Regions from separate parts of the Homo sapiens genome. Here region 2 is linked to region 1. Evidence: chromatin contacts called from ENCODE Hi-C or POLR2A ChIA-PET data. All regions are on one chromosome and are shown on one strand. Each heading gives the region's core, a stretch centred on a gene start or an enhancer-like site at or near the end of the contact. The rest is flanking DNA. Distances are from core to core; before and after follow the strand shown. Region 1 holds the start of TRMT2B (tRNA methyltransferase 2B). Region 2 holds the start of HNRNPH2 (heterogeneous nuclear ribonucleoprotein H2).

Region 1 (6,592 bases), core at 2,090-4,589:
ATGACAGGCCTGCTTTAAATGAATTTGCCTGGATGCTCAAAATAGGTGGGGGTGAGGGAGGAAATGCCTTCTCTCTTTCAGCAGACAAGATGGAATTCAGTTTAATTAATCAAATATTAATATTTATTGAGCTCGTATGGGACACCTGATTCTGTGCTAGGCACAACACAGAAGGCCAAAACGAGAAGTGATAAAGGAGCAGAAGGGCTTGGGAAGGGGAAGAAAGGGGAAGAGGAGGTGATAAAAGGTGTAGAGCTGTCTAGCCATATAAGAGGGGATTAAAAGATGAGAAAGGGAAAATAGAGCCAAAGGTAAATTCTCTGGCCTGGTCTCACTTGATAGCCCTGCATGGGCCTAGAAGGCTGAAGCAGTGGTTTGAGTTCAAATTTTGCTTATGAGCCATGAGAGCAGTTAGGATAGTGGCAATTTGAGTCAAACATTTACCTCCTCAAGGGTTTAGGATGGAAGTGAAATCTCTCTTTAAAAAACAAGAAACATACACGTGTGTGTTTGTGTGTGTGTGTGTGTGTGTGTGTGTGTGTGTGTGTGTTGTGGGGGCCAAAGTCATTGGCCCCTGAAGGTTCACTAAAATATCACTGATATGAGGCTGATTCATAGGAGAAAAGGCATACAAATTTATTTAACATGTACACATGGGAGCCTTCATCATGGAGACCCAACCTCCCAATAATTAACAGAAGCTTATATATCATCTTGAAATTACAGAAAGAGACCAGGCGTGGCTCATGCCTGTAATCCCAGCACTTTGGGAGGCCGAGGCGGGCAGATCACGAGGTCAAGAGATCGAGACCATCCTGGCCAACATGTTGAAACCCCGTCTCTACTAAAAATACAAAAATTAGCTGGGCGTGGTGGTGCAAGCCTGTAGTCCAGCTACTAGGGAGGCTGAGGCAGGAGAATCGCTCGAACCCGGGAGGCAGAGGTTGCAGTGAGCCGAGATCGCGCCACTGCACTCCAGCCTGGGTGACAGAGCGAGACTCCATCTCAAAAAAAAAAAAAGCCGGGCGTGGTGGCTCACGGCTGTAATCCCAGGACTTTTGGAAGCCGAGGCGGGTGGATCACGAGGTTGGGAGATCAAGACCATCCTGGCTAACACGGTGAAACGCCGTCACTACTAAAAATACAAAAAATTAGCCAGGCGTGGTGGCGGGCGCCTGTAGTCCCAGCTACTTGGGAGGCTGAGGCAGGAGAATGGCATGAACCCGGGAGGCGGAGCTTGCAACAGTGAGCCGAGATCGCGCCACTGCACTCCAGCCTGGGTGACAGAGCGAGACTCCACCTCAAAAAAAAAAAGTAAGAAATTACAGAAAGAATGTGGACGAACTCAGAGTATATACAAAAACAGGTTTTAGTGGCAAGATAGGTTATGGAAGAAAGGAAGAGACTTGGTTTGTGAAGGTGGCCTTGTCATGTAGAGGAAGCCTCCTTCCGAAAGAATAGCTGGTAAATGCTTCTTTTCAAACTTTTAAAGATGTCAGACTCTCAATCTCTCCTGGATCCAGGTAAGGCATAGAAATGGGAAGCTTGGCTGTATTCAAGGAGGTTCTCTACAGATGCAAATTTCCCCCATCTCAGTCCTCTGGTCCTGAGGCAGCCATTTCAAACATATGGCAAATACATTTATTTTGGGGTAAAATATTTTTATTTTCTTCAGAATGTATGAACACACAGTATATCAACTTATTTTGAATGATAATAGCTAACTTTGTGTACTTACTGTATTCTAAGCACTTTGTGTGTATTAACTCATTTAATCGTTGTCACAACCGTATGAGGTAGGTAAAATTATTGTGGACATTTTTTTTCAGATGATGAAACTGAAGCACTGAGTAATTAAATAACTTGCTCAGTGGACACAGCTTATCAGTGGCAGATCTGCTGGGGGTGGTGGCTTATGCCTGTAATCCCAGCACTTTGGGAGGCCGAGGCAGGCGGATCACCTGAGGTCAGGAGATCGAGACCAGCCTGACCGACGTGGTGAAACTCCATCTCTACTAAAAATACAAAAATTAGCTGGGCGTGATGGTGCACTCCTGTAATCCCAGCTACTCGGGAGGCTGAGGCAGGAGAATCGCTTGAACCTGGGAGGCGGAGGTTGCGGTGAGCCGAGATCACACCATTGCACTCTAGCCTGGGCAACAAGAGCAAAACTCTGTCTCAAAAAACAGAAAAATAGAAAATAAGTGGCAGATCTGGGCTTTGAATCCTATTCTGACTGACTCAATGTTTGCTGCTATTTGAAGTATTGGGCCTTGTTTAATTTACTACTGTACTCACTAAGGCTAACACATTGCCTTGCACATAATAGGCATGTTATGCTTTGAATAAATATTAATACATGAAATGTTGACTACAAAGTGTTTTCCACTTGAGCACAATTACTATTAAGCATAAAAATTAAATATCATTAAATGTACGTTCACTATTTTTTTTTTTTGAAACGGAGTTTCACTCTTTTTGCCCAGGCTGGAATGCAATGGCATGATCTCAGCTCACTGCAACCTCCACCACCTGGGTTCGAGTGACTCTCCTGCCTCAGCCTCCTGAGCAGCTGGGATTACAGGCGTGCGCCACCACGCCTAGCTAATTTTTGTATTTTTAGTAGAGATGGGGTTTCACCATGTTGGTCAGGCTGGTCTCGAACCCCTGACCTCAGGTGATCCTTCCGCCTCGGCCTCCCAAACTGCTGGGATTACAGGCGTGAGCCACTGCACCCACCTCGGTAGGTTCACTTTGCTGTAAATTTTACTCTATTAAAGCAACAATATTTTACAGCACACAGATGTGTGTATACTTCAAGTTTTCTTACTCGTGGCTGGGCTAATGACTCCTCTAAAAATTAGAGGTATTACTGAATGTAGTCCAGGAGGTAGTGAATCAACCAAAAAGAGACATCTGTCCTCTTTTTGAGTTCTGTAGTTGAAGAAAAAGATTATTTCTGAGGGTTTAGGATTTAATAGTCTTGAGTGGGATCCAGTGAAGAAACTATAAAGTATTTTTCTGATGCAGTGTTAAAAGAGAATGAATGCTTGAGAAACCCCACGGCCCAGAATAGATCTGGCTTTTACCAAAGGATGCCATTTCACGGAACCACCCTGTTTCTCATCTCCCAATCTTCCAACCCGTTAGGGATCTGATGTCTGCAATTCTATCATGAGAAAACTATTCCTTGAGTTGGAAGACTTAAACTGCAAGCACCCCTGGGATGGCTAACGCAGTTAACACTGCAGTGTGAACGTCTTCGTGAGTCTCTTATGTAGATCCACCAATGGGACGGTGAGGAAAGAGCAGGTGGTGGGCGGGGCCCCGGGGAGGGGAGGAGAGGAGAACTTAGAGAAGGAAGGCGGCGGGTGTCAGGGCTATGAGTGCTTTTAAGGAAGGTCTCCATAGAAGGTTCCCCCAGCAAAGTAGGGAGGGGTACTCCCCGAGAGGAGTCGAGGTGCCGGAGCCTGCTGCCTCGCCGACGCTGGGAGGAGCCCCGTGTCCCGCCGCGCTTGCCAAGGGTTGGCTGCGCGTGCGGCGGGAGTAGAGGCGCCTTGCGCACCAGGAAGTGACTGTTTCCCCGCCGCAGCAAACCAGGCCATCCGCTGGCCTTTTAGTTTGCCGCCTCAGGTTTGTAAGAGGATTTATTGGTTACGAAGGAAGGTAAGGTGGATAAATAGCCCGGAAAACCTGATTTAACCCTTGCTTTACAGAAAACTCCCTACTATGCCAAACTGTCCGCGGGGCGGGGAATGGAGGAGGCAGGCGGGGCTGGAGACGGGACCCGACGGTGACTGCGCAAGGTCGTGTACGGCCCAGCGTGGGCCTGTGCCCTAACTCCTCCCACTCCCTTACTTTCTGTCCTTCCCGGGCCCTGCAGACCGGCCAAGTTTAGTGGTAGCCTTTCCTAGTGTCTCCTCTTTGTTAACCCTTCCTACAGACACAGTGGGCAGAACTTGCCTAAAGAAGAAGGGAATGGAAGGGCTAGTGGAGTCTTGTTGGGGAGACAAGGACCTGACTGCCTGTGGGCTGCATTCGGGACACGACACAGCAGTCAACCCATTTGCTTGTTTGGTTTAGCAAGGAATAGTGTCTGGAGCCGGTCCAGCTGAAGGAAGGGTGAGCAGAGAGTGCAAGCAGGACCCTTGTCGGTGGGTGAACATTTTGCTCCAAAAGGGATCCTTGGCCCTGCGCAGGTGAGACCTACCACATAGTCTCTTTGATTTGAACCTCTCTGAGCACAGGAGAGTTAGCCTGCCTTCCTATTTGGGCTACTCTGGACTCCAGGACTCTTCCTGATCAATTCCTGAGGCAGGTATAGAACAGTCGAGCACGACTGCTCACACGCTTTTTTTTTTTTTTGCTGAGGAAAAAACTCCCAAGCATTTTTATTTTTTATTTGTTTGAGACGGAGTCTAGCTTTGTCACCCAGGCTGGAGTGCAGTGGTGCGATCTCGGCTCACTGCAACCTCCGCCTCCCGGGTTCAAGTGATTCTCCTGCCTCAGCCTCTGGAGTAGCTAGGATTACAGGCGCCTGCCACCACGCCCAGCTAATTTTTGTATTTTTAGTAGAGACTGGGTTTCACTCTGTTGGTCAGGCTGCTCTCGAACTCCTGACCTTGTGATCCGGCTGCCTCGGCCTCCCAAAGTGCTGGGATTACAAGCGAGAGCCACCGAGCCTGGCCCCCAAGCATTTATTTTTTATTTTTTATTTTTATTTTTGAGACAGAGTTTCACTCTTGTTGCCCAGGCTGGAGTGCAATGGTGTGATCTCGCCTCACCGCAACCTCTGCCTCCCAGGTTCAAGCGATTCTCCTGCCTCAGCCTCCCGAGTAGCTGGGATTACAGGCGTGCGCCACCACACCCGGCTAATTTTGTACTTTTAGTATAGACAGGGTTTCTCCATGTTGGTCAGGTTGGTCTCAAACTCCTGAGCTCAGGTGACCTGTCAGCCTCGGCCTCCCAAAGTGCTGGGATTGCAGGCGTGAGCCACCGCACCTGGCCCCAAGCACTTATTTAAAACAGGACAAAATATAAAAAGAAAATAGTCTCTTCTGTGAACAAATGTCTCCCCTGACATTAAGAAAGAAACAGAACTCACCTTGACTAGTATGAGTGTGCTGCCTTGAAAAAGAAATTTCACCACAGAAGTTACTAAATATGACAGGCTCTTTACCTAGAATGATGGCTGGTTGGCACCTTGAAATAATAAGGTCCTGTTTTAAACCATACTTGATAATTTGGAAGAGACCTAGATGGACAAGGACCCTCCTGCTGGGGTATAGGGCAAATGAACTACAGTCATGGCAGAGTCACCAGTGAGAGGACCCACACACTCACAAAAAAGTCTAAATGTCGTTGGGGTGGGAATAGCTATCTTCAAATTCCCCAGCTTCCTTGTCCCTCCTCTGCAAATCCTCAAATGGGCCTGCAGTTTCCTTCCTCCTGACTTTCCTGCTGACTGGAGGGACAGGACCCCTCTCCTGGATCAGCTCTACTCCCTTCCCCTGTAGTCTGGGCTTCAAGGCCACTGGCCTTCTCAGACCCACCATGTCATTCTTTATGTCTCTTGCCTCTTCATTCATTTCCTTTCTCTGGCTTTTGCCATCCTCCATATCGAATACGTACATTCTCACAGGCCACACACTTTTTTTTTTTTTTTTGAGAAGGAGTCTCTTGCCCAGGCTGGAGTGCAGTGGTATGATCTCGGTTCACTTTAACCTCTGCCCGGGTTCAAGCAATTCTCCTGCCTCAGCCTGCTGAGTAGCTGGGATTATAGGCGTGCGCCACCACACCCAGCTAATTTTGTATATTTTTGGTAGACAGGGTTTCACCGTGTTGGCCAGGCTGGTCTCGAACTCCTAACCTCAAGTGATCCACCCTCCTTGGCCTCCCAAAGTGCTGAGATTACAGGCCTGAGCCACCCCGCCTGGCTTTTTTTTTTTTTTTTTTTTTTTTTGGAGACAGGGTCTCCCTCCCGGGCTGGAATGCAATGGCACAATCATAGCTCACTGCAGCCTTCAACTGCTGGACTTGTGATCCTTCTGTCTCAGCCTCCTAAGTAGCTAGGACTACAGGTGTGTGCCACCACACCTGGCTAATTTTTAAAACTTTTTGTAGAGACCGGATCTCGCTATGTTGCCCAGACTGGTCTCAAACTCTTGGCCTTAAGCAATCCTCCTGCCTTGGTCTCCCAAAGTGCTGGGAGTTACAGTTGTAAGCCACTGCACCCGGCTGCCACACACTTTTGAGAGTATTAACAGGTAGTCCAGCACAGGCCATAACCTCACTACACTCCAGCAGGCACTCATGTAGAGGGTCAGAAAATTTATGTGTCTATGTGTGTGTATGTTGTTTTTTAAATTTCCCACAAACTGTACTCATCCTCACAGCACTTGCATGCATTGTTACATCTTGTCAGTTTTGCAGGTTGGAGATGTTGAGGCATGAAGAAACCAAGTGATATGCTTTGAATCAGAGCCTAAGAAAGAGCAGTGACACATGTTGAGCACTGGCTGTCTTAAGCACAGTCCTGAACATGTCATATATTTGAATGCTTTTAATTCTCACCAAAACTGTGAAAGATAGG
Region 2 (6,592 bases), core at 2,652-5,151, 360 kb before region 1:
AAACGAATACCTGATGTGCCATTTTGGATCTTGCAATCAGAGAAGAAGCGCATCACTTCATCGGCTGAGCAGGACCAGGGTAGGCCCCTGACCTTCACCACGAACCCCTCCCTGCCTTCCGTGCTCAGCATCATGGTGATTGTTGGGCTCTTGGTGGCAAGTTTGGCTCAATGCAATTTTGGTGTAGCTGAAAAAAAAAAAAAGAAGACTACTGTCATGGAAAAATGCTCGTGATATAGTAAGAGAAAAAAGCAAACTATTAATAGAAAATTCAATTATGCTGACAGCTTTTCTGTAAGACGTCTGTATAAACAGAGAGTTCACCAAATTTTTAACTCATTCATTTTTTAGCAGTTATTTATTCAATGCCTATTACGTGTTAGATACCATTAAAAATTAACAGCAATCGGCCGGGTGCGGTGGCTCACGCCTGTAATCCCAGCACTTTGGGAGGCTGAGGTGGGTGTATCACCTGAGGTCAGCAGTTCGAGACCAGCCTGGTCAACATGGTGAAACCCCGTCTCTACTAAAAATACAAAAAATTGGCTGGGCGTGGTGGCAGGTGCCTGTAATCCCAGCTACTCGGGAGGCTGAGGCAGGAAAATCGCTTTTATGTACCCAGGAGGTGGAGGTGAGCCAAGATCACGCCACTGCACTCCAGCCTCAGCGACCAGAGCAAAACTCCGTCTCAAAAAAAAAAAAAAAAAAAAAAAAAAAATTAACAGCAACAAATCAGTGGGAGATGTCAACAAATAAAAGATGGCTATATCTGAATATATAAACATAAAAAACTTCACTAGATCAAAAGATTAAACAACAATTAAAACACAAACAAAACACAGGTTATGTAAGTTCTTTATATAATATCTTCATTATATAAAAATGTATGCAAATCAATAAAATCAGGGAAATATTTGGGCTCCAGAGATAAATGAAAAAAAGACATTATTGGGAATTCACACATTCATTTTAGAAACATTTTTTAGTTGCCATGTCCAATATTCGGCTCTGGCATACAAGAATCAATAAGCCCAGAATGGGCTTATGGTCCTACAGGAGCACCGAATGTCATTATTAAAGATGTAAATGCAAATATACATTATACTTGCCATGACCCTCTGAGTGGAGTGTAAGCATAGTATCAAAGAGGGACTAGTTGATCAGTTCTATTGGTTGGAGGCCAAATGGTTAAATGAAACAGACTAATCTGCCCAGGGATCCATAAACATTTTTTTTTCTTAATTATGATGAAGCACAAATAGGAGAGGGAAAAGCAAGTGAAAAGACTGGCAAGGCATAGATCAGATCCCAAAGACTTTGATATACAAACACTAAGCGCCTTTTAAGACTTTTAAACCGGGGAGTATGTAGGGTGACTTCACCAAAACTCTTTCAGACAGATCACCCTGGCAACAGCGTGGCACTCAAACAGAAGGGGGTCGACGTGGAACTAGGGAGATTAGTTAGAACTTGTCTCATAAATATATGTTAAAGGAATCGCCTAAGGCAACAGGAGTAAAATGGAGAAAAGATGTATCTACACATACCAAAAAAAGTGGAATCTGCGGGACTTGATAACAGATTAAGTATGAGAGAATACAGGTATAGGAGGATACAGGAGAGGAATCTGGGAAATGTTCAAATTTAATCAATCTTCCAGCAAGTTAAAATCAGAACTAATCGTTATTTTTCACCCATCAAGATAATGGAAATTAAACAGCAACAGTAAATCAGTGCTATGCAGTTCACAAACTAATACACTACCAGAAGAGTGATAATTGATATAAACTATTTCCTTTTTGATAAACCCCACTATATCCTGAAAGCAATTTGATAATATGTATCACGCCTTTTGACAGCAAATACATTTCAGTTATGTGCCCTAAGGAGATGATCTGAAATTCAGACAGATTTATGGAGCTATATATTCTTTGAAAAGTACTTTATTAAGAAAACGAATATTATGCATTTAATTTTAAAAGTTACAAAAATATTTAATAACATGAGAAATTACTTATGCTATAATTGTAAGTGACCCAAGAGCACAACTGCTTTACAATATCAACTGTGTACAAAATACATGTTCCCATACCCTTTGACACTGCTAGAATCCTTCCAGGAATCTAGTCAACAGAAATACTTACAAATGTTCCTTGCAGCACTGTTAGTAATGGCAGAAAATTGGAAACCTAAATAGCCATCATTAGAGGAATGGCTGAATGAATTATACTTTATCCTTAAACTGGAATGCAATGCAGCCATTTAAAAAAAATCTATCTGCCTTGACCCAGAAAGATCTCCAAAATACATTAAATAAAAGAATATACATAGTATGATCCTACTTATAGTAAAAGATTGGCATGCATGTATATACGTATGTAAATAAATAAAAGATCTGGAAGCAAACTTGTTTTTGAGAGAACTGAAGGGTGGGGGGGTGAAGTGGGCTTTTCGCTTTTTACCCTATATACTTCTATACAGTTTTAATTCTTTACATTTGCTGTACTGGGATTTTTTCTTTTTAAGTTAGAAAGAACATATTAGTGGTTACTCTGAGTGGGAGGTTTATGGATTTTCCATGTTATTTTTCCAATTTTTTTATGCAGCCTTAAATTTCTACAGAAATAATTACTTTTACTTCAGCAAAAAAAGTAACATAAAACAAATTAAAATGTTTGCATTTCTGGGATTTGGTATAGGAAATTTTATAAAATTTTCTAATTTTGTATGTGGATGGTTTATCTGAAATGGTCTGGGAGCACTGGGCCTCTTGGAAACAAAGTACAAAGTGTAATAACGGCCATAAAACTACACTGAGGAAACGATTTAACAAACATTTACTGATTGCCGATTATGTGCCTAGCACACTGCATCTGCAGTGATAACAGTTTTCCTATTAACCATCCTAAGGTCTCAGTGACAGATTTACAAGCTGTTTTTTTATTTCATTTTGCAGGATTTTTTTTTTTTTTTTTGCTTGCCTTATCCCTGGGATAACCCGTCCCATTTAATTCCCTGCACCGCTCTATTCCTTAAGAGCCCTTCTGTAGGGGCAGAGAGGTTCTACTTCATTACTGCGTCTCCTGGGAAGGCCATCAGGACTGCTGGCTAAAGTGGGAACCAGGACTCTTTGTGAGTTAAGAATTTGTGTATTTATATGTGTGTTATACACATTTTTTAAAAAACTGTAACGACATCAGGTTGAGCAGTCGTCTCCGGGTGGTGAATTATGTGTATTTTTAAATTTTATACTATATTGTTATTTTTCAAATGTTCGAAATTGAATATGTAGATTGTTGTTATCAGCAGAAAAATAAACATTATTCAAATACTCTATTCAGTAAAGTAATTTATTGGGCGCCTTTGTCAAGCACGCATTTGCCTAGATGTGACTCTACAGATAAAATTCACTTGGGGCCTCCCCTTACAGACAATCAGGCAGTGGAGACTGAGTGCCTGAATGGATAGACCAGCACTCAGACCACTATTTTCAGTATCTGTTTTTCTTAACTCAGGGCCGTGGTTTTCAAACGTTTTTCGCCTTACGGTCACCCTTAGGGGTCCCCCGAGACCGGCCCAGACAGACAGATATACAAAAACACATACACAGTCATGAGCGTCCACCATTTCCCCACCAGGCGCAGCACAGGCGGCTTCCCGGCACTGAGATGGGGGGGAGGAGGGAGAGAGCGCGAGGGGGGAGGGGAAAGCAGAGAACGAAAGAGGCGGAGGCGGCCCCCGAACCCCGCTCTGGTCTTCATCATCACCACCCCTGGGTCCCCAGTTCCCACCCACACACCAACCTCTAACGATACCGGGTAATTTTCCTCCTTCTTCCCTCAAACGGCTATAGCGAGACGGTAGACGACGACCAGAACTACTTCTGCTCACGTAAGCGAGTAATCACGTGAGCGCCTACGTCATGTGAGATCTCGGTCACGTGAGCAACTCTCGGCTTAAACTCGGGATCACTAAGGTGCCGCACTTCCTTCTGGTATGGAAATAGGGCGGGTCAATATCAAGAAAGGAAGAGGGTGATTGGTTAGCGGAACGTCTTACGTGACTGATTATTGGTCTACCTCTGGGGATAACCGTCCCAGTTGCCAGAGAAACAATAACGTCATTATTTAATAAGTCATCGGTGATTGGTCCGCCCCTGAGGTTAATCTTAAAAGCCCAGGTTACCCGCGGAAATTTATGCTGTCCGGTCACCGTGACAATGCAGCTGAGGAACCCAGAACTACATCTGGGCTGCGCGCTTGCGCTTCGCTTCCTGGCCCTCGTTTCCTGGGACATCCCTGGGGCTAGAGCACTGGACAATGGATTGGCAAGGACGCCTACCATGGGCTGGCTGCACTGGGAGCGCTTCATGTGCAACCTTGACTGCCAGGAAGAGCCAGATTCCTGCATCAGGTATCAGATATTGGGTACTCCCTTCCCTTTGCTTTTCCATGTGTTTGGGTGTGTTTGGGGAACTGGAGAGTCTCAACGGGAACAGTTGAGCCCGAGGGAGAGCTCCCCCACCCGACTCTGCTGCTGCTTTTTTATCCCCAGCAAACTGTCCCGAATCAGGACTAGCCCTAAACTTTCTCTGTGTGACCTTTCCTGGGATGGGAGTCCGGCCAGCGGCCCCTGTTTCTTTCTCTCTCTCTCTCTCTCTCGTTCTCCTTCTCTTTCTCTTTCTCTTCTTTCCTCTCTCTTTCTCTCTCTCCCTGCCCGGTTCTCTTTTTTCACTGCTCCTTGCAGAGCAGGGCCACCCCATAGGCAGTGTGCCCAAAGTAGCCCTGCCCGGTTCTATTCAGACCCTTCTTGTGAACTTCTGCTCTTCCTCTGCCGGGTGCTAACCGTTAGAACATCTAGGGTGGGTAGGAGGAATGGGGAACTAAGATTCGTGCCATTTTTTCTCCTTTTGGGGTCGTGGATTTCTCGGCAGTATCTCGAGGGAGTTAGAGAGACCATAAGGTCGCTGAGATCTCTCCCACCTCGCCCATGAGCGTGGCATCAGGCTGGAAGGTTGACATGGAGGAACTTTATACATTTACACCTTTGCGTGAGGGTTGAGGCTGGATTAGATAGGTATTGAACATATCTGACCCTCACAATCCTTATCTGTAAATTGGGATTACAACCTTTTAATTTCAGGGAGCTGACAAAAAAAATCTGAAAAATAGTTCTTATCTCACACAGGTGAGTTTTCAAGGAGATAACCTATTTAAAGTACATAGCACAGCGCTTGACCATTCAACTGCGCTTACAGAGCAAATGTTCAATGGGAAAATGAATGTAAATCTACAAATCTGAATGAATATGTGTATTTTTCTGGAGAGAGGATATTTACCTTTCTTCAAATTCTCAAAGGGCTCTGTGATTTAAAAAAGGTTAGGAATCACTGATAGATGTTGGTAAAAGGTGGCAGTCACAGTACATTTCTGTGTCCATAAGTTATTCCTATGAATATCTTTATAGATAAAGTCAGGATGTTGGTCAGACATCACAGAAGAAATTGGCCTTGTAAGTTTCATGTGACCCTGTGGTACAGTATGTGTGGCAATTTTGCCCATCACGGATTTTTTTTTATTGGTATTTGCATCTGATTATAAAACTAATGCATGATCATTGCAAAAAATGTAGATAAAGAAGAGCAAAATGAAAATAAAGATTTCCCCCCACCGTTCCACCACCCAGAAATAATCATGGTTTAAATGTTAATATACAACCTTACAATTGTTTTCTATATAAATGAAAACATAGATTTCTTTATTTCATTATTTTCCATAAAAAATGGATCATGTTTATGTCATGTTTGGCTAATGGCAAGACCCTGGCACCCAGTCTGGGCTCAAATTCTGCCTCATTGTTACTTAGCCCTGTGACATTGGGTAAATTACACTTTTTTTTTTTTTTTTTTTTTGAGACGGGGTCTCGCTCTGTCGCCCAGGCTGGAGTGCAGTGGCACGATCTCGGCTCACTGCAAGCTCCGCCTCCTGGGTTCACGCCATTCTTCTGCCTCAGCCTCCCGAGTAGCTGGGACTACAGGCGCCTGCCACCACGCCTGGCTCTTTTTTTTTTTTTTTTTTTTTTTAGTACAGACGGGGTTTCACCATGTTAGCCAGGGTGGTCTCAATCTCCTGACCTCGTGATTCGCCCGCCTCAGCCTCCCAAAGTGCTGGTGTGAGCCACCGTGCCCAGCCTTACTTTTTTTTTTGAGAGGGGGTCTCACTCTGTCACCCAGGTTGGAGTGCAGTGGCGCGATCTCTGCTCAGTGCAAACTCCACCTCCCGGGTTTAAGCAGTTCTCCTGTCGTAGTCTCCTGAGTAGCTGGGATTACAGGCACACCACCACGGCCAGCTAATTTTTGTATTTTCAGTAGAGACGGGTTTCACCATGTTGCCCAAGCTGGTCTCGAACTCCTGGCCTCAAGTGATCTGCCCGCCTTGGCCTCCCAGAGTGCTGGGATTACAGGTGTGAGCCACCGCACCCGGCCTCTTTTTTCTTTTTTAGTCTATCATACCTTGCAAATACAGTGGTTCTTCCTATGTGTTGGTTTTGATATTTATGTAATCAAACACATCAGTTTTTCCTTTCTGATTTC

The links. Hi-C counts contacts between places; a loop is a spot of excess contacts on that map. ChIA-PET counts read pairs that join two places held with the same protein, here RNA polymerase II (POLR2A). Pooled maps may share reads with other maps.
Region 2: a loop to region 1 is called in a map of CD8-positive, alpha-beta T cell, with 30 times the contacts of the local background. The contact joins the promoter of HNRNPH2 here to the promoter of TRMT2B in region 1. A Hi-C loop is called at or near these places in 6 of 168 maps with a recorded cell type or tissue (B cell, CD4-positive, alpha-beta T cell, CD8-positive, alpha-beta T cell and 1 more), 4 of 37 single-sample maps with no recorded cell type and 18 of 50 pooled maps. POLR2A ChIA-PET finds 5 or more read pairs at or near these places in 5 of 52 experiments (CD8-positive, alpha-beta memory T cell, Caco-2, Panc1 and 2 more).

The regions. Positions count from the first base shown.
Region 1 is chrX:101,048,858-101,055,449 of GRCh38, reverse strand. TRMT2B (tRNA methyltransferase 2B) reads left to right here and starts at 3,339. Exons shown (of 14, transcript NM_024917.6): 1 at 3,339-3,633; 2 at 3,717-4,199.
Region 2 is chrX:101,405,531-101,412,122 of GRCh38, reverse strand. It overlaps HNRNPH2 (heterogeneous nuclear ribonucleoprotein H2), which reads right to left and starts at 3,901. Exons shown (of 2, transcript NM_019597.5): 1 at 3,804-3,901; 2 at 1-187. The coding sequence starts at 134. RPL36A-HNRNPH2 (RPL36A-HNRNPH2 readthrough) reads right to left here. Exons shown (of 4, transcript NM_001199974.2): 4 at 1-187. The coding sequence ends at 131. It overlaps GLA (galactosidase alpha), which reads left to right and starts at 4,198. Exons shown (of 7, transcript NM_000169.3): 1 at 4,198-4,413. The coding sequence starts at 4,220.